Regions from separate parts of the Homo sapiens genome. Here region 1 is linked to region 2. A link is a loop called in an ENCODE intact Hi-C map of the cell type or tissue named here. Cell type or tissue: mammary epithelial cell. All regions are shown on one strand. Each heading gives the region's core, and the rest is flanking DNA. Links, peaks and the distances in the headings are about the cores only.

Region 1 (10,523 bases), core at 1,205-9,204, 67 kb before region 2:
ATATTTGCTTTGATTGCCTTTGCTTGTGGGGTATTAATTAAGAAATTTTTGCCCAGATCAATGTCCTGGAGATTTTTCCCATATTTTCTTGTTGTAGTTTCATAGTTTGAGGTCTTTGACTTAAGTCTTTAATACATTTTGATTTGATTTTTGTGTATGGCAAAAGATAGCTATCTAGTTTCATTCTTCTGCATATGGATATCCAGTTTTCCCAGCACCAATTATTGAAGAGACTGTCTTTTCCATAGTGTATGTTCTTGGCACCTTTGTGGAAAATGAGTTTGTTAGGTGTGTGGATTTGTTTCTGGGTTCTCAGTTATCTTTCATTGGTCTATGTGTCTGTTTTTGTGACAATACCATGCTGTTTTGATTACTGTAGTTCTGTAGTATAATTTGAAGTCAGGTAATATGATTCCTCCAGTTTTGTTCTTTTTGCTTAGGATAGCTTTGGTTATTCTGGGTCTTTTGTGGCTCCATATAAATTTTAGGATTGTTTTTTCTATTTCTGTGAAGAATGTTTTTTGTATTTTTATAAGTATTGCATTGAACCTGTAGATTGCTTTTTGTGGCATGGACGTTTTAACAATATTGATTCTTTCAATTCATGAACATGGACTATCTTTCCATTTTTTGGTGTCCTCTTCAATTTCTTTCATCAGTGTTCTACAGTTTTTATTAAAGAGATCTCCCACTTCTTTGGTTGAGTTAATTGCTAGGTATTTAATTTTATGTTTGGCCATTGTAAGTGGAATTACTTTTAAATTTCTTTTTCAGATTGCCCAATGTTGGCATGTGGAAATGCTACTGATTTTCGTATGTTGATTTTGTATCCTGCAACTTTACTGAATTTATCAGTTCTTATAGTTTTTGTGGAATCTTTATGCTTTTCCAAACACAAGATCAAATCCTCTGCAAACAACGGTAATTTGACTTCTTCCTTTCCAATTTGGATGCCCTTAATTTCTTTCTCTTGTCTGATTGCTCTAACTAGGACTTGCAGTACTATGTTGAATAACAGTGGTGACAATGGGCGTCCTTGTCATGTTTCAGATCTTAGAGGAAAAGCTTTCAGTTTTTCCCTATTTGGTATGATACTAGCTGTGGGTCTGTTATATATGGGTTTTATTATGTTGAGGTATGTTCCTTCTATACCCATTTTTGAAGGTTTTTATCATGACGGCATGTTGAACTTTATCCAATGCTTTTTCAGCATCAAGTGAAATGACCATATGGTTTTTGTCCTCCATTGTGTTGATACTATGTATCACCACTGTTGAACCATCCTTCCATCCCAGGGATAAATCCCACTTGGTCATGATGAATAATCTTTTTAATGTATTGTTGAATTTGATTTGCTAGTAGTGTGTTGAAGATGTTTGCATCAATATTTATCAGAGATATTGGCCTGTTTTTTTTTAATTTGTTTCTGTCTGATTTTGGTATCAGGCCTCATGGAATTAGTTTGGAAGTATCCCTTCCTCCTGTATTTTTCAGAATAGTTCAGGTAGGATTGATATTAGTTCTTCTTTAAATATTTGGTAGAATTCAGCAGTGATGCCATCAGGTCCCAGGCTTTTCTTTACTGGGAGACTTTTTATTATGGCTTTTTATTGGTCTTTTCAGGTTTTGGATTATCTTCATGGTTCAGTCTTGATATGTCATATGTGTAGAGGAGTTTCTCTATTTAGTCTAGATTTTCCACTTTATTGGCATATAGTTGCTCATAGTTGCCATTAATGATCCTTTGAATTTCTGCAGTATCAGTTGTAATGTGTCCTTTTTCATCTCTGGTTTTATTTATTTGGATCTTCCCTCTTTTTTTCTTAGTCTGGGTAAAGGTTTGCCAAATTTGTTTCACATTTCAAAACACCAACTTTTTATTTCATTTACTTATTTATTTTGTATTGTTTTCTTCATTCCAATTTCATTTATTTCGGCTCTGGTGTTTATTATTTCTTTTCTTCCTCTAATTTTGAGTTTAGTTTTCTCTTGCTTTTCTAGTTCTTTAAGATTCATTATTGGTTTCTTTATTTTAAGTTTTACTTTTTTTTTATTTAGGCACTAAATAACTAAACTTATATATAACTAAACTTTATAGCTATAAACTTCCCTCTTAGTACTGCTTTTGCTTTATCCCGTAGGTTTTTGTATGTTGTGTTTCCATTATCATTTGTTTCAAGAAATTTTTCAATTTTCTTCTTGGTTTCTTCATTGACCCACTGCTTATTCAGGAACATACTGTTTAATTTCCAGGTATTTGTATAGTTTCCAAAATTCTTCTTGTTATTGATTTCTATTTTTATTCCATTGTGGTCAAAGATGCTTCATATTATTTCAATTTTTTTGAATGTTTTAAGACTTGTATTGTGACCTAACATATGGTCATGTGACCTAACATGGTGGCTTTAGAGAATGATCCATGTGCTGAGGAAAAGAATGTATATTCTGCAGCCGTTGGATGAAATGTTCTGTAAATATCTGTTAGGTCCATTTGGTCTACAGTACAGATTAAGTGTGATGTTTCTTTGTTGATTTTCTGTTCGGAAGACCTGTCCAATGTTTCCTTGCTGTTAACATAGCTACTCCACCTTTCCTTTTTTGGTGGTATTTCTTTTTCCATTGTTTTACTCATTCACTTTTTTCTTTCTTTTATCTTTTACAAAATGTTCTGCCAAAAAATCAATGCATTGATTTGTTTGTTTCTGAATTTACCAATAGAATTTATAATTAGTATTAAGGATAAGCTTTATATATCCAAACATTATCTTTCTTTACTAATTTTTTATTTTATAGAATTTAAACTCTACAGAAAAGTCAAAAGATATCTTTCATGTATTGTAGTGCCATTCTTTTCCAAGGGAGATACATTCCAAAATCCCCAGTGGATGCCTGGTAACATGAAGAGTAATTAATCCTATATAAACTATGTTTTTTTCCTATACATACATATGTATGATAAAGTTAAATTTATAAGTTAGGCACAATACAAGATTAACAACAACAGTAATAAAATAGAACAATTATTACAATATTCATAGTTTCATGGATAGAAGACTCATTCTTACCATAGGTCTTAGCAACTTCAACACATGATTTTTTTCTTCCCTTATTAAGTTGAAAACTTCCTCCTTTTCACTTAAAGGAAGCATTTTACAGCTTCTCTTTAGCATATGTGAACTGCCAGCATTATCATTCTTGCACTTTGGGGTTACTATTAAGTAAAATAAGGATTACGTGAACATAAGCACTGTGATACTGCAACAGTTTATTGGATAACCAAGATGGCTAGCAAGTGACTGATGGGCGGGTAAGGAATACAGCGTTGATGTGCTGGACAAAGGGATGATTCACATCTGGAGCAAACATGAGATTTCATCACACTACTCACAGTGGTGTGAAATTTAAAACTTATGAGTCGTTTATGGAATTTTCCATTTACTGTTTTCAGACTGCAGTTAATCATGGGTAACTGAAACTGTGGATGAGGGGGGACCACTTTAGATTCATCAGGGCATCAATTTGGCTACATATGGCTTATCTCTTTTTCTAAATACTATATACATATATGTATATATACATACACAGATTTTTTTGCTGAGCCATTGGGAAGTAACTTGCAGATATCATGACACTTCAACCCTAAACACTAAATCATATATCTCTTAAGAACAATTAAATTACTATTACACCCAGAGAAATTTAACATTGATACAATACTATTATCTAATATACTATCCATATCAAGTTCTCACAATTTTCCTAACAATATCCTTTATAGCTTTTTATTTGTTTTGGTCCAGGATCCAGTCAGGGGTCATGCATTGTATTTAGTTGTCATGCTCCTTTTTAGTCTTTTTAAATCTAGAATAGCACCCTCCCTTTTTTTTTCTTGTCCTTTTTTTGTGACGTTGCCATTTTTGATGAGTCCAGGTAGTTTTCCTCTATATGTCTCACAGTATGAAATGTGTCTGATTGTTTTCCCATGATTAGTTTAAGCGTTTTTAGCAAGAAGACTACATGGGCGATGTTCTGTCCTTCTTAGGCACAAAATTCTAGTTTATCCCAAGAGCATAGATACCTTTGGGGATTTTACAGATAGCTAGGTGGGTATTTTTTACTTCCCCCTTAAGAAAGTTACTTTTCTGGACACGGGTCAAATTATGGTTTATAATTTGCACCATATTCCATGTCTAGGTTACCTGTTTACAGAAATGCTCAGCATGAAGAGGAGTTTCTATATCTGTTCTGCCATCACATTTTCCTACTTCAGAGCATTTACTTAGTCCGGTTGGTTGTCTGTCTGTGTATTCACAAACTTTCACAATCAACTCAATAGGGAATAAAGTTTTTTTTTTCAGCAGCTTCATGTGCAGTCTCCTTAAGTACTTTTTCCTATGACTTGGTCACTTTTCTCCCTCTCATTGTATAAAGACTTTCTCATACTACTCTATATTGATCATTTTTAAGAGGCAAATATGATATGATCGAGTTCCTCTCCTGTTATTCTTACCTCCTGACATGTTATCATAGCATCTGGGTCTTCTGTCTCTGGGAAGATAAGCCAGATTTTATTGCATGGATTCTGTATTAGTTTTATATTTCTACCATAACAAAATGATCACAAATTTAGAAATTTAAAAGAACATATTTATTATAGTTCTGGAGGCCAGAAGCCTGCTATGGGTCTCATCAGACCTGATGAGAAGTCAAGCTGTTGGCTGGCTGCATTCCTTTCTAGAGGCTCTGGGGGGATATGTCCTGCTCATTTGGTTATTGGCAGAATTCCGTTCCTTGCCACTGTAGATCTGAGATCTGTAGATCTCAGTTCCTTGCCACTGTAGATCTGTAGATCTGAGATCCCTTTCTTGCTGGCTATGAGCTAAGAGCTGTTCCTAGCTTCTAGAGGCCACCCAAATTCCTTAGATTGTCATCTCTTTTCTCCATCTTCAAAGCCAACCATGGCAAATTGAGTCCCTCTCATACTTAGAATTTCTCCATTTTCTTTTGTCATTACATCTTTCACTGACTCAGATGATATGCTTTTAAAGATATATGCAATTAGAGTATGCCCACCCAAATAATTCAGAATATTCTCCCCCATCTCAAGATCCTTAACTTAATCACATCAGTAAAGTTCCTTTTGCCTTGTAAAATAACATAGTCATGGATTCTTGTAATTGTGGTGTGGACATCTTTGGGTGGCCATCATTTTGCCTACCACAGATTTTATTATAGCAGCAAGCCATAACCTGACACCGAGTGTGTGATTCATCCATTCTTTTATTCAACCAACACAAATATTAAAGAATGCCTATTAAATTGAGCATGTATTAAATTCCAGGCATTGTTTTATGTGCCAGGGTTACAAAAATATAACATCTAACTCACCAAGGAGTTCATAAACTGGTTTGGTAAGTTCTGTAGATAGAGATTGGCACAGAGTTCTATAAGAGAATACAAGAAGGCACATGAGCAAGACTAGAAGAGCCAGGAATGGCCTCCTGTATTGATCAATATCTAAGCTCAGTCTTTGAAATGAAATGAGGTACTAAGTAAGGATGGATGATTGTAGATGGGTAAAGAACTTCAAGCAGTGAGAAAATAATGACCAAAGTTACAGAACTCGAGGTAGGCTGGTTTTTGGAGGAGGTGAGATGTATGGTAGGTAGTTTTCCTGGAGTGGAGAGATGGAGCTAGATCAGCAAGCTGAAGCATAAACATGAAGACTTTGTGCACTACAAAGGCTCAAGATAGATCTGTAGGAAATGGGATGTGACTGACAATCTTGAAAGAGAGTGCTGTGTTCACATTTATATTTTATATAGGTCATACTAGTGGCCATGTGGAGGATAGTATAGTAGAGCAAGATTGGGGTAAGAAGATCATTTAAGATGCTTGTATGAAAATCCCGACAAAAAGTGATGAAGGCTTGAACTCAGCCAATGGTAGTTGGGATGGAGCACAGATCAGTGAATTTGAGAAAGTTTTATGAAGTATTATTGATTAGATGGTGTATCAATCAGGGTTCAACCAGAGAAATAGAACCAGTAGGAGATATATATTAAGAAATGTATTATAAAGAATTGGCTTGTGGGGGCTGTGTAGGCAAGCCTGAAATCTGTGGAGTGGGCTTTCAGGAAGGACAGACTGGAACTCCTGGACATGGGCTGAAGCTGATGTCCTCAGGTTAAATTTATTCAGGGAGACCTTAGCTCTGGTCTTAAGGTCCATCAGCTGATTGAATCAGGTCTACCCAAATTATTTAGGATAATCTCCTTTACTTAAAGTTAACTGATTATAGACAGTAATCACATCTACAAAATAGCTTCACAGCAAAACCTAGTTAAATTGAATAACTGAGGACTCTAGCCTAGCCAAATTAACACATCAAAAGACAATCACAGATGGGATGTCAAGGGAAACAGAATAATAGAGGGTAGTTCTCAAGTATGTGGCTTGAGTATTACATGAAATCACTAACTGAGTTATAGAATACAAGAAAAAGAGCAGGTTTTCAACATTTTCAGTAAGATACCTAGATGGAGGTTCCTGGCAAGCAGGTAAAGATCTGAGATTGCAAGAGAAGTGTTGTCCATATAAATATATTTAGATAACCATCAGCATAAAGGTGATAGATAAAACCAGGAGAGTAAATTAAATAATCTAGAAGAAGGTATATATAGAGAAAAGTTATGGATTGAGAAGGAAATTCTGGGGACCACTAACATTTAAGGATTATCTAGAGAAAGATGAACAGATAAAGGAGTAATAGGATGAGGGGGAAACCTGAAAAAGTCTGATGCCGATTAAGAAAAATGTAGTGAACAGCAACATAATATACATTAGAGGGTTCAGTACTGAAAAATATTTATTAATTTGTAAATTAAGTTTATTGGTGAATTTAGCATTAACGGTTTCCGTGTTGTGAGAGCAGAGGCCAGATTACAGTGGGTTGAAGAGTTACTAGGAAGTGCCAAGTTGAGGGTAGCTGGCATACGAGATGGGATGAGAATGGAGGATAAAAATTGGACAATATTTTATAATTAAATGATAACTGTAAGAAGATTAAGAGCCAAGGGAGTATTAAAAAATAATGGTAGGAACTTGCAGTTTTATTGACTTAAAGTAACAAGAAAAGGGGTAGAGACTGAAGATATAGGACATAAGAGAATTCAAAGTTACTGAGAAATAAAAGAAATAGGCCTGGTTGTTAGAGAGGGTGCAGTGACAAGAGAAGGACTTGTTTTATTCTTTGGATAAGACTAGGGTATTGGTACTCAATGGAGGTAGTATAATCCTGAGAGGGTGATTGGAAAGTTTGTGAAAGGCATTTAAGATAATCATTATTGAAGTGCTTCCTGACATATTGTGGGCAGGGTCAGTATTGCTAAATAACCTGCAATATGCAAGACAGCCTGCACAATGAAATTTTCTATATCCCATACAACTTTTAAATATATCATCAGATTAAACACTTATTTTTGTTAATCTAGACCTTGAATTGAACTCCATTCTATATATATATAAGCAAGTTTTTAATACACACTAACTTTTCCAGGAATGTAACTACCATGTAATCCAAGGTAAAAACCTTTGTTTTGTTCAGAATCTTATCAAGAATGTTTATCATTTTGGAAAATCGTGATACCTACAAAAACGCTGCTCTTGGATATTTGAAATCCAGATAACAACACACATGCATCAGTCAGTAATTATAGCTGCCACCTTTACAGGCATTCTCTGTATATTTTTTGCATACTTCATTGTCTTCTAGTGTTGTCATGTCCCCACATTTGCATCCTTTTTTTTTTTTTTTGAGACAGGGTCTCACTCTGACACCCAGGCTCGAGTAGAGTGTCACAGTCCCATCTCACTGCAGCCTCGACCTCCCGGGTTCAAGCGATCCTCCTGCCTCAACCCCCCAAGTAGCTGGGACCACAGGCACATGCCGTCATGCCCAGCTAATTTTTGCGTTTGTTGTAGAAACGGGGTTTTGCCATGTTACCCAGGCTGGTCTCAAACTCCTGAGCTTAAGTGATTGTCCGATTCAGCCTCCCAAAGTGCTAGGATTACAGGCATGAACCTCCATGCCTGGCTGCACATTTACGTCTTAAAATACATTATATTTTATTATAAATTACTTTCTTGTTATTTCTATTTCATATTATAGATGTTTTGAAATTTTTATCTTAATATAATAAAGCATTAAAATATTTAAGAAAGGGAGCCAGATAGAATTGGAAACCATTGGCACAGGAGAAATAAGATAAGAATGAGTGAAAATGCCGATTTTTAAACAACAATGAAGAGATTTGTGAGAATGGCTAATGCATTATGCTTTGTGGAAGAGGTTACCATAGTTCTAATTCCCAAATCCAATGACTGGATTTTGGGTTTTATCTTGATCCTTCTGCAACGTTTAAAATTCTCTGCTTTCTTCCATTCTACAACATTCTTCTCTTCTAGTTCTCCTTTTACATATCTGGCCATTGTTTCTAACTATTTTTTTCTGAGTACCTCCTCAGCCTAGATCCTTAAATTGAGTGGTTCCTGAATCTTCCTATTTCAATCCTCACTTCTTCTTGGCAATCTCACCCACTGTCCTGGGTTAAATAAAAAAAATATATGCAGACGACTTCCAAATCTGTATTTCTAGCACAAGCTTTATGCCAGGCTCAAACTCATATAGTCACCTGCCTGCTCTTTCTGTGTGATTGCCTTATCACCTTAGACTGAATGTTACCAAAACTGAACTCTTCATCACCCCACCAGCAGCACCACAAACCTCTTTATTCTTTATTGTTTGTACTAGTACTTCTAAGGCAAAAACTAGGGTATATGTCATGTTTCTTCTCTCTTACCTCCACTTTTTAATCTGTCACCAAGTCATAATGGTTATTTCTTCAAAATATTCCATGATTTTTTCTTCTATCTTTCATTTCCAAAACTCTAGTCCCATTCCCCGGTTTGGACCCTCAACATTTTTCTCCTGAATGACAATAATAGTTTTCTAACTGATCTCCTGCCTCCAGTACTGTGTACTGACTCTTGGCACAGCCTTTAGAATAGCCTCTAAAATAAATATCTGATCACATTGCTCCCCTACTTAAAATCCTTTAATGATTTTTTGCTTCCTATGAAAATCCTTTAATGATTTCTTGCTTTCTATGATAATGTCTAAAGTCTTAGCATGACCTAAAAGATTCTGTATGGCATACCTCTTAATCAAGCCTTATCTGTTGCCACCAATTCCTACACCTCATCCCAAACTCACACAACTTTTTTTTTTTTTGGATTTTATGTGCCACTAGGGTTTTCTTGAACATACTATTATTTCATGCAGATTTCTTTGTACATTTGACTCCCTCTAACATCTTTACACCCTTGTTTACCTAGTGAACTTCATTCTTCAAATTCCTGCTCATTTGTCATAGCCTCAATATTTTTTTTCCTCATCCTCTGTCTTCAGCCTCTAAAAATAATTGCTTCCTCTTTACTATTTCTGTGCCTGGTATTTGTCTATTATTGCACATGTCAAACAATAACTTGGTGAATGTACATTGAATTCTCAGTGTAGTACCTTTCCATCTGGTTGATTAGGAATTTTAAAAAGAATTACAATGCACAACAGAAGTTACTTCATTTGTTTCTAGGTTTTTGCTTTTTATGGTGGTATAAGTCATAGTAAAGTACATAAATCTTAAGTATATAGCTCAATGAATTTGTACATATACTTATATACTAGTGTAAACAACACCTAGATCAAAATATAAAACACTTCCAATACCCTAGAAAGCACATTTGTGTCCTTTTCAAGTTAACATTCACAAAAAGTAACCACTATTCTAACATCTGTCACCATTGATTAGTTTCGCATATTCTTGAACTTTATTTAAGTGGAATCACAGAATATGTACTCTTTTTAAAATTTTAACTATTATTTTACTTGTAGGGGCTACATACGCAGGTTTATTACATGGATGTATTGCACTGACATCCATTCCCTCCTGCCTCTAGTAATCTGCAGTGTTTATTGCTCCCAAGTTTATGTCCATATGTGTTCAATGTTTAGATCCCACTTATAAGTGAGAACATGTGGTATTAGGTTTTCTGTTTCTGCATTAATTCATTTAGGATTATGGACTCCAGCTCCATCCATATTGCTGCAGAGGACATAATTTCATTGTTTTCTGTGGCTGCATAGTATTCCATGGTGTACATGAAACACATTTTCTTCATCCAGTCTACCACTAATGGGCACCTAGGTTGATTTAATGTCTTTGCTATTGTGAATAGTACAGTAGTGAACATACGAGTGCTTGTGTCTTTTTGGTATAATGATCTATTTATTATCAGTTATGTATACAGTAATGGGATTGCTGGATCAATTGGTAGCTCTGTTTTAAAAATTTCTTTGAGAAATCTAAACTGCTTTCCACAGTGGCTGAACTAATTTACATTCACACCAGCAATGTATACGTGTTCCCATTGCTCCACAGCCTCACCAGTAGCTATTGTTTTTT
Region 2 (10,523 bases), core at 974-8,973:
TTTGCTGAGGAGTGTTTTACTTCCAATTATTTGGTCAGTTTTAGAATAAGTGCAATGTGCTGCTGAGAAGAATGTATATTTTGTTGATTTGGGGTGGAGAGTTCTGTAGATGTCTATTAGGTTCACTTGGTCCAGAGCTGAGTTCAAGTCCTGGATATCCTTGTTAATTTTCTTTCTCGTTGATCTATCTAATATTGACAGTGGGGTGTTAAAGTCTCCCACTGTTTTTGTGTGGGAATGTAAGTCTCTTTGTAGGTCTCTAAGAACTTGCTTTATGAATCTGTGTGCTCCTGTATTGAGTGCATATATATTGAGGATAGTTAGCTCTTCTTGTTGCATTGATTTATTTACCATTATGTAATGTCCTTCTTTGTCTCTTTTGATCTTTGTTCATGTAAACTCTGTTTTATCAGAGACTAGGATTGCAACCCCTGCTTTTTTTGGCTTTCCATTTGCTTGGTAAGTATTCCTCCATCTCTTTTGTTGAGCCTGTGTGTGTCTTTGCATGTGGGATGGGTCTCCTGAATACAGCACACCAATGGGTCCTAACTCTTTATCCAATTTGCCAGTCTGTGCTTTTAATTGGGGCATTTAGCCCATTTACATTTAAGGTTAATATTGTTATGTGTGCATTTAATCCTGTCGTTATGATGCTAGCTGGTTTTTTTGCCTGTTAGTTGATGCAGTTTCTTCATCATGTTGACAGTCTTTACAATTTAGTATGTTTTTGCAGTGGCTGGTACTGGTTGATCCTTCCATGTTTAGTGCTTCCTTCAGGAGCTCTTGTAAGGCAGGCCTGGTGGTGACAAAACCTCTCAGCATTTGCTTGTCTGTAAAGGATTTTATTTCTCCTTTGCCTATGAAACTTAGTTTGGCTGAATATGAAATTCTGGGTTGAAGATTCTTTTCTTTAAGAATGTTGAATATTGGCCCCCACTCTTTTCTGGCTTGTAGGGTTTCTCCCGAGAGACCTGCTGTTAGTCTGATTGGCTTCCCTTGTAACCCAACCTTTCTCTCTGTCTGCCCTTAATATTTTTTCCTTCATTTCAACCTTGGTGAATCTGACAATTATGTGTCTTGGGGTTGCTCTTCTCGAGGAGTATGTTTGTGGTGTTTTCTGTATTTCCTGAATTTCAATGTTGGCCTGCCTTGCTAGATTGGGGAAGTTCTCCTGGATAATATCATGAAGAGTCTTTTCCAACTTGGTTCCATTCTCCCTGTCACTTTCACGTACACCAATCAAATGTAGTTTTGGTCTTTCCACATAGTCCCATATTTCTTGGAGGTTTTGCTCATTTCTTGTTACTCTTTTTTCTCTAATCTTGTCTTCTTGCTTTATTTTATTGAGTTGATCTTCAATCTCTGATATCCTTTCTTCTGCTTGATCCATTCAGCTATTGATACCTGTGTATGCTTCACGAAGTTCTTGTGCTGTGTTTTTCAGCTCCATCAGGTCATTTATCTTCCTCTCTAAACTGGTTATTCTAGTTAGCAATTCATCTAACCTTTTTTCAAGGTTCTTAGCTTCCTTGCATTGGGTTAGAACATGTTCCTTTAGCTTGGAGGAGTTTGTTATTACTCACCTTTTCAAGGCTACTTCTGTTAATTTTTCCAACTCATTCTCTGTCCAGTTTTGTTCCTTTGCTGGTGAGGAGTTATGATCCTTTGGAGGAGAAAAAGTGTTCGGTTTTTGGAATTTTCAACCTTTTTGTGCTGGTTTCTCCCCATCTTCATGGATTTATCTACCTTTGGTCTTTGAAGTTGGTGACCATCAGCTGAGGTCTCTGATTGGATGTTCTTTCTGTTGATGTTGATACTATTCCTTTCTGTTTGTTAGTTTTTCTTCTAACAGTCTGGCTCCTCTGCTGCAGGTCTGCTGGAGTTTTGCTGGAGGTCCACTCCAGACCCTGTTTGCCTGGGTATCACTAGCGGAGGCTGCAGACCAGCAAAGATTGCTGCCTGTTCTTTCCTCTGGAACCTTTGTCCCAGAGAGACACCTGCCAGATGCCAGCCAGAGCTCTTCTGTATGAGGTATCTGTCAGTTCCTACTGGGAGGTGTCTCCCAGTCAGGATACATGAGTGTCAGGGATTCACTTGAGGAGGCAGTCTGTCCCTTATCAGAGCTCAAACGCTGTGGTGGGAGATCTGCTGCTCTATTCAGAGGTACCAGGCAGGGACGTTTAAATCTGCTGAAGCTGCACCCCCAACTGTTCCTTCCCCCAGGTGCTCTGTCACAAGGAGGTGGGGGTTTTATCTATAAGTCCCTGACTGGAACTGCTGCCTTTTTTTCAGAGATGCCCTGTGCAGAGAGGAGGGGATCTGGAGAGGCAGGTTGGCCACAGTGGCCTTGCTGAGCTGCGGTGGGCTCCACCCAGTTCGAACTTTCCAGCAGCTTTGTTTACACTGTAAGGGTAAAACTGCCTACTTAAGCCTCAGCAATGGCATATGCCACTCCCCCCACCAAGCTCCAGGGTCCCAGGTCAAGCTCAGAGTGGTGTGCTAGCAGCAAGAATTTCAAGCCAGTAGATCTTAGCTTGCTGGGCTCCATGGGGTTGGGACCCGCCGAGCCAGACCGGTTGGCCCCCTGGCTTCAGCCTCCTTTCCAAGGGAGTGAATGGTTTTGTCTGGCTGGACTTCTGAGTGCCACTGAGGCATGAAAAAAAAACAACTTTTGTGGCTAGCTTGGTGTCTGCCCAAACGGCCACCCAGTTTTGTGCTAGAAACCCAGGGCCCTGGTGGCATGGGCACTGGAGTGAATCTCCTGGTCTGCGGGTTGTGAAGACCATGGGAAAAGTGCAGTGTCTGTGCTGGAGTGCATGGTATAGTCCCTAATGGCTTCCCTTGGCTAGGAGAGGGAGTTCCCTGACACCTTGCACTTTCTTGGTGAGGTGACACCCCTACCCTGCTTTGGCTGACCCTCCTTGGGCTGCACCCACTATCCAACCAGTCCCAGTGAGATGAACCTGGTACCTCAGTTTGAAATGCAGAAATCACCCATCTTCTGCATCGATCTCGCTGGGAGCTGCAGACTGGAACTGCTCCTATTCCACCATCTTGCCAGCTTCCCACTTTTTTTTATCTTCACTGTCTTTACTTTTAGTCCACTTGTGGTTTGGGGAGGGTCGGGTGGGCACAGGCACATCATTAGGGAGAACATGCTTACTTTTCCTAAGAAAATTAGATGGATCCTGGCTGACCCCTGAAGTGCATAATCAGAATCCCCCTCCTCTTTCTGCCCTCCCTATTGCCATAGGTGGCTGATTACCTCTTTTTCTTGGTGTCCGGTTTCTCCCCATTTTTCATCTCTCCTCCCATTTCCAGAGTCCTTCCCTCCCTTGGCCTTATGTACTAGGGACTTGATGGCCCCTTGAAGTGTGCTGATGATATTCAGAGGGCAAGATTTTGCCTGTACCTTTGTTCTCTTTTGCTCCTGCAAGGCTACTTGTGGATCAGAGCCCTTGATCCCACTCAGAAAGGACCCCATCAATGAGAAGCTTTTCAGTGGTGTGTCCTTTCACCCGGACGTCACTCATATCTCTTTGTCACTTGTTGTGTATGTCACCACGCAGTGATACACCCCTGAACTAGATCTTTCAGGACAGCTTTGGTGACACGAAGCTGCCACTTGTTGTTGTTCTTTTTCTCCTCTTTCTTTCTTCTTCTTCTTCCTTTTTCCTTTCACTTTCAGCTCTCTGCGGGACAAATGTTCTATCGAGACTGCTTCTTCTGCTCATTGGTGATGGGTGTGTCCCCTTGCAGCACCAGGCCTGGAAGGAGGCTTCACTTTCATTTTTAAAGAAGCAGAGATGAAAGTCACCAGTTCAGTTTCTCTGGTGAACAATGAGAACACTTGGACACAGGGTGGGGAACATCACACACCGGGGCCTGTCTTGCTGTGAGGGGAGGGGGAGGGATAGCATTAGAGATATACCTAATGTGAATGATGAGTTAATGGGTGCAGAACACCAACATGGCACATGTATACATATGTAACAAACCTGCACATTGTGCACATGTACCCTAGAACTTAAAGTATATATATAAAACACCACCCAGGAGTTACTTTTAAGTGAAATGTCATCGTGAATTCATGGATTTCCCAGTACCTCTTGGCTCGCTGTTTGTCCCCATTCTTTTTGTGGACTCTGTAAATGTCCAATCCTGAGCCAGTGGGAGCCTTGGCAAGTTGTGTCCTGTTGCCTTTCTTTCCAGCCCAGCCATGTGAACACAACAGCGATCCACATTTCAGTGTGTACAGGCAGGCTGTCTCTGCCACGTGCCCATTTTCCCACTCTCACTCACACAGGCAGATGCCCACAGACCACAGACACACCCACACACGCACTCAGAAGGGACTCCACACCCCAAAACATAATCACAAACACACAAGCAGAGAAACACACAAGAAACTTGACACGGGCACAAGGGTGTGGGCCCAAGTGTTCCCCCACACAGACATGTACGCACATGCACCCCCACAGGCATAACACTGCCCACAAACTCTCCCATACAGGCTCTGAATCACCACTTGCGATGGGCATGCTTTTTTGTCTCCAGGCCTGGGTCATCATGCCATTGATTGGGTAACTTGGGCGTTCCTTTGAGAATGAATGCAGGAAGTCTGTTATCAGATAGGCCCCAGCAGTTGGTGTGAAACTGGAGCTTTCTTGGTCAAACTGCTTAAAAACTTACACTCGGAAAGGATCCCATCATCACAAAGCTTCTTGGTTGTGTGTTTTTTCACGGGGATGTCACTGGTGTCTCTTTGCCACTCCCGTTCATTGTCATTGCTTCTTCTCAGTCTGATTCTTTTGTCTTTTTTTTTGTTTTTCATTTTTTATTTTCACTGCTTTACATTATTTTTAACATAATTGGTATCAGTTTCAGTTTTTTTCTTTTGTGTTTTTCAATTTGTTCTTTTACTTTTTTATTTAGTACTTTCAGATTGTAATTGATTTTTGCATTTTCTTTCTATCAATTTTTCTGGACCGAAGGTAGTCATTTTAGGTGGTGAATTTTTCTTCTTCCCAGTGGTGGATTCATAGTGATATCTTATCTTCTTTTAATTTCATGGTTTTTGAGTCTTTTTTTATTGAGTTGTTTTTGAGTGGTTATTGAATGGCTTTATTGAATGTTATATGAAATATTTTTTCTCCATTTATTTTACTCTGTAACTTTTTTTTTTCGTGGCTTATCAGGGCATTTAAGAAACAGTTTTATTAAAGTTGATTATATATCAATTAGGGATTATTAAGTCATTATTTTAAGAAGATCATTTCTCTTTTGCATCATATGTTTTAATTTTCTTTTGCTTATTGTTTAAGTGACCCAAGTTATGAACCACATTTTTTTTTTTTTTTCTGAGAGGGAGTCTCGCTCTGTTGTCTAGGCTGGTGTGCAGTGGTGTGACCTTGACTCATTGCAACCTCCACCTCCCAGGTTCAACCGATTCTTCTGCCTCAGGCTCCTGAGCAGCTAGGACTACAGGTGCATGCCACCATGCCCAGCTGATTTTTTGGTACTTTTAGTAGAGATGGTGTTTCACCATGTTGGCCCGGATGGCCTCCATCTCTTGACCTCGTGATCTGCTCACCTCGGCCTCCCAAAGTGCTGGGATTACAGACCTGAGCCACCATACCTGGTGAACCACATCTTCTCTTCCGCTGTTCACCTTAGACTCTTGATCATATTTTGGGGTATTTCTTTTTTTTTTTAATTTGATCAAATGTGATAGTAAGAAATGTCATATTTTATGTGTCATTAATAGCTAATAGAGAATATATTTTTGGAATATATATTTAACCTTTACTTCATTCTATAATGCTTTTTACATTTCTGTCATATCTTATACACAATTTTTACTACACTGAGAAATTTATTCTTAAAGTAGTGATAAATCAACTCATTTTAATATAAATTCATGATTTTATAGACTATATGACTTGGCTTAAATAGATCTTTCTGAGAAATCAGGAAAATTTGAAAGCCATCAATAAATTATTTACTCTTTGATAATGAAAATATTTTAATAAAAATGCTAAAAACACTTAATTTTAAACCAAAATACAGTATAGTATCTGGTAAAGAGATTTAAACCTATGTTGCAAAGATGATTAAAATGATTCATACGCAATGACCCTTTATAGAGATTCATTTAAATTAAAATTTATTTTTCTACATCAAAATGAGGAGATCATCATGACTAAGAAATTTTGGATTACTAAATTCTTAAAAAATTGTCCACTTTTAAAATTCTATTAAGGTACAATAAATCAAACATATACTATGTTTTCTTTATCATTTATAGAAATTTAAAGTATGATAACAGGTATTTCTTGTTGAGGTGATTAGCTTGTCTCTCATACATTGGTGTTTGGAGAATTGTTTACTGAAACATTTGAAATGGTAATCCACAAATTGTTTAACTTTTTTATTATACCATCTGAGAATATGTTTGCATATTTGTGAAAACAATTGGAAACTGTCTCAGTTATGTTCATTTTGAGAATTACTATGTTTTGGTGGACACATTTGCTGGAATTTTGTGCAGATATTTTTAAAATATTTAAGTTTATGTGGTTACTATGAGATATTATTAAATAAATAAAACATGTTCGGAGTAATGTGTATAATACAAACTCATTTTTTGTAACAACAAACAGAAAGAGTTACATGTTGGTAAGTATATGTGTCTTTGATTGGTTATGGAAAAAATTATTAGGCATTTATTCCATACTTTTAACATCTTTTAACCTCCACAGATTTAGAATTGTTTTTCTGGAAGAAATTGTTAATCTTCTCTTTTATACATTTCATGTTGTTTTCCTCATTTTAATGCCTTCGTATTATATTTCTAAATATAATTTTCTTTTATAAAACATGCAAATTTTATACGAAGAAAAACAGCATAAGTAAACTTAAAGACTATTTATATACAATGTGGTTCCATTTAAAAGATAGATAATGGATGCCATTAATTCATAGAATATATAATACATTTCTTTATGTTAATACAGAAACAAAGCCTGATAGAAATATAGTCAAAGAACAGGCAATTCATAGGAGACAAAAATATATGGCCAATAATAATAATAAATATAGTTGACTTTAATATTAGGTCATCATATTTGCCACAATCAAAAAAGTCTCCAGAATTCTCAGTTTTAGAAAGGATTTGGTTAAATATCTACTGTCTATAAAATTGTACGTTTCTAAAGTATTTTATCTCTATCGTAATTTTAATGTTTGTAAGTTTTGACTTGTGTTTTATTTGTAGAATATATGGAAATAATTCTACATATCAATAAATTGGCTTGCTTGTAGTAAAAATGTTGCAAGCATATTAAATATCTTTCAACAGAATTTGAACATCTTTCAACAGTTAAAATTATACTGTAACACGATGCAATATTTTGAAGCCATTGAAATATTGAGACTGATCTATTTTTATATTAAAAATTATTAAGACATTTATAAGTGAATAAAAACAAATTGCCGAAGTGTATGCTAGGATGATCTAATTTATATTATAAACTCCAAATCTAAATTATTATATTATTATAAATACTATATATGTGTACATTTAAATAGAAATAAAAAGGTCTAGACAGAATTGATAACTATGTTTTCTTCTGTAAATAGGAGAAAGACTGAGGAATGGTAAAAGTTTAGCAGTAAGAAGAATTATGTCTATGTTGTTTGAATTATATACAGTTAGATTGTATTCATGTATTTATTCATGTATTATTTGTGTAAATAAATAAATAAATATAAAATTTCCAAGGAATATAGGAGTTTGTCAAGGGGCTATGAGGGAACAATGAGGCTGATTGATTAGTTTTGGAAGCCTAATAAAACAAGAGTAATAGCGGTAGACATCCCTGTACTTTTTGGGGGAGAAATATGCCTAAGATAATAGAAACATCTGGTCCACCTAACAGATAAATTATTTTGCATTCAAATACATTAGATACCAAAAAGATGCAGGTTATTGACATTGTATGCCTTTGATTTAATATTTATTAAGCACTCATCTAATAATTTTGCATTCTCTTTAACTTGCTTAATAGGGAAATTGGGGTGTTTTCTGCTCAACAGACATATCTGACCTGTATGATAATGGAATTTCTCATTATAAGTCAATAAACTTTTGTTCTTTCTGTATCTTTCAGTCTTATGATGTAATCAGCGCGATTTCACTTCCTGAATTTCGATGAATTCTAAGACATGGGCAAGATCGGGTTGTAAGACCTCTGAGATTTAAGGCCATGCCCTGGATCATGGTGAACTTACCAAAGCAAACAATGCCTGTGAGATGGTCCTGCAGCAGCCAACCAGTGAACTCTTTTGGTGACATCCTGTTCTTGTTGTATAACTTTATATTCCTATAAATCCATTAAGGCCCCAATAAAGTTTGTCTCTAAGCGCTGTGTTAGATCTATATGACTACATCTAGTAAATTGTGAATTTTAAGTAAATATTTTATAAGAACTCCTATGTAAAGCATTACTAAAATTAGTGTTGAAATATGACCTTCTTCCTACATTTATTCATTTATTTATGTCTATTTATTCATTTATTTTAGTGAAAAATATAAGGAAAGTAGAGGAAGGTTAAATCCAAAAAAGAATTGTTTCCAGTACACTTTCTTTAATTTGCTGTCAGTTTTTGCATGGAATCTACATCTTTTTATGCTAATCCTCATCCTAGTATTTTACATCTTAACTATTTTTTTCTGACTGAAATGGTTGATGTGCTTGTTTTTTGTAATTTTCTACTTTCCTTCTAAAATGCTTAGTATTGAACAAATAGAATATCCTAATTAAAAACAGTAATAAATATTATGGTGAAAAAATACAAGTAAAATGGGAAAACATTAGATAGCAGCTTTCAATATTTCATATAGTTCATAAATGTTTCAGGAATTACAAGGTTATAGAAAAAAATTTATAGACTATAATAATTTCCAGGGATATAAAAAAATAAAGCTTCTACCTTTGAATTGTAATAATAAAAGATAAACAGACTTGAAAGCATATATTATATCTGAAAATGTCAGATAAACTTGGCTTATAAATTAAAATATAAAATAATAATACAATTTGTTCAAATAAGTAATTAAAGCTTACATTGTAAAATGAATATTTAGAGAGATTGTGAAACCTGAGTATTTTACCCAATCCTCTGAAATTAGTCCCTAGCATCAGAATTAAAGAATCTGAAAAATCACAAATGGAGGTATGGTGACATTTATGTATATTCTAGAGTTATGTTATGCACACTTAATAAATTATAGACAGTTATTTTAAAGATTGTATAATATTACTAATCACACATTAGAGTTTTAAAACTTCTGAGCCAGGCTGAACATCACAAACAGTAAACACAGACTTCTTTAAAAGGACATCTGGTGAAAGGCATTTTATGCATCAGAAGGCACAGTATTATAAAGATGACAACACTCTTCAAAATAATCAAACTATTCAATGCAACCCTTATCAAAATTAAGGTTGCCTACTTTGAAGAAATTTATAACCTGATTCTAAAGTTCATATGAAAATGTAATGGACCCAGAATAGCCAAAACAATCTTGAAGTATACAAAGTTTGAAGAGTCACATTTCCAAATTTTAAAACTTATTACAAAGCTACAATAAACAAGTCTATGTGGTACTGGCATAGGATATAAATATTGATCAATGAAATAGAATCCAAAGTCCAGACATAAGCCCTCACAAAAGTTAATTTGCAGCCAATTAACTTCTGAGAAGGAGGCAAGACAAAAGGGGAAATAACTATTTTCAATAAATGGTACTGGGACAACTTGGTATCTACATGCAAAAAAAAAACAAAAAAACAAAAAACTTCCACCCCTACCTCATGCAAAATACAAAAATTAACTCAAAATAGGCCAAAGACTCAAATATAAGGGTTACACTATAAAACTCTTGGGAGGAAATATAGAATAAATTTTTGTGACCTTGAATTAAGTATTAGATTTTTAATTCTTACACCAAAGCACAAGTTAATAAAGGAAAAAAAAGATAAACTGGACATAATTAAAATTGAAAAAAAATTTGCTTCAGTGAACACAGTCAAGAAATTTGAAAGACAGCCACAGTGCAAGATTATTTTTGCAAATAATATGTCTCATAAATGACTTGTATCTAAAATATATAAGACCAGGCATGGTGGCTCATCCTGTAATCCCAGCACTTTGGGAGGCTGAGGCAGGGGGATCACTTGAGGTCAGGAGTTTGACACCAGCCTGGCCAACATGATGAAACCCCATCTTTACTAAAAATACACACACAAAAAAAATTAGCAGGGTGTGGTGGTGTATGCCTGTAATCTTAGCTACTCAGGAGGCTGAGGTGGGAGGATAGCTTGAACCTGGGAGGCAGAGGTTGCAGTGAGCCAAAATTGCACCAATGCACACTCCAGCCTAAGCAACAGGGCAAGACGCCATCTCAAAAAATAAAACAAAATAATAAAATAAAATAAACAGTAATTACCGCTAAATAA

Evidence for each region. A loop is a pair of places that touch in the nucleus more often than their neighbours do. Peaks named below come from ENCODE experiments on the same cell type or tissue, not always from the same donor. Only the 100,000 strongest peaks of a DNase experiment are listed, where the experiment ranks them.
Region 1: it touches region 2 in a loop (13-fold over the local background); 4 of 110 quality-filtered maps call a loop at or near these places.

The regions. Positions count from the first base shown.
Region 1 is chrX:56,741,854-56,752,376 of GRCh38, forward strand. The region is part of intron 2 of NBDY (negative regulator of P-body association); the gene reads left to right. Among named protein-coding and RNA genes, the nearest start is that of NBDY, 18 kb to the left of the region's middle. In mammary epithelial cell, for the core only: no CTCF peak of the experiment used is centred there; DNase peaks (open chromatin) are centred at 3,358 and 5,288; H3K27ac peaks cover 1,254 bases.
Region 2 is chrX:56,809,149-56,819,671 of GRCh38, forward strand. NBDY (negative regulator of P-body association) reads left to right here. Exons shown (of 3, transcript NM_001348129.2): 3 at 8,172-10,031. Among named protein-coding and RNA genes, the nearest start is that of NBDY, 85 kb to the left of the region's middle. RefSeq lists an enhancer at 3,432-3,971. In mammary epithelial cell, for the core only: no CTCF peak of the experiment used is centred there; a DNase peak (open chromatin) is centred at 4,483; H3K27ac peaks cover 1,410 bases.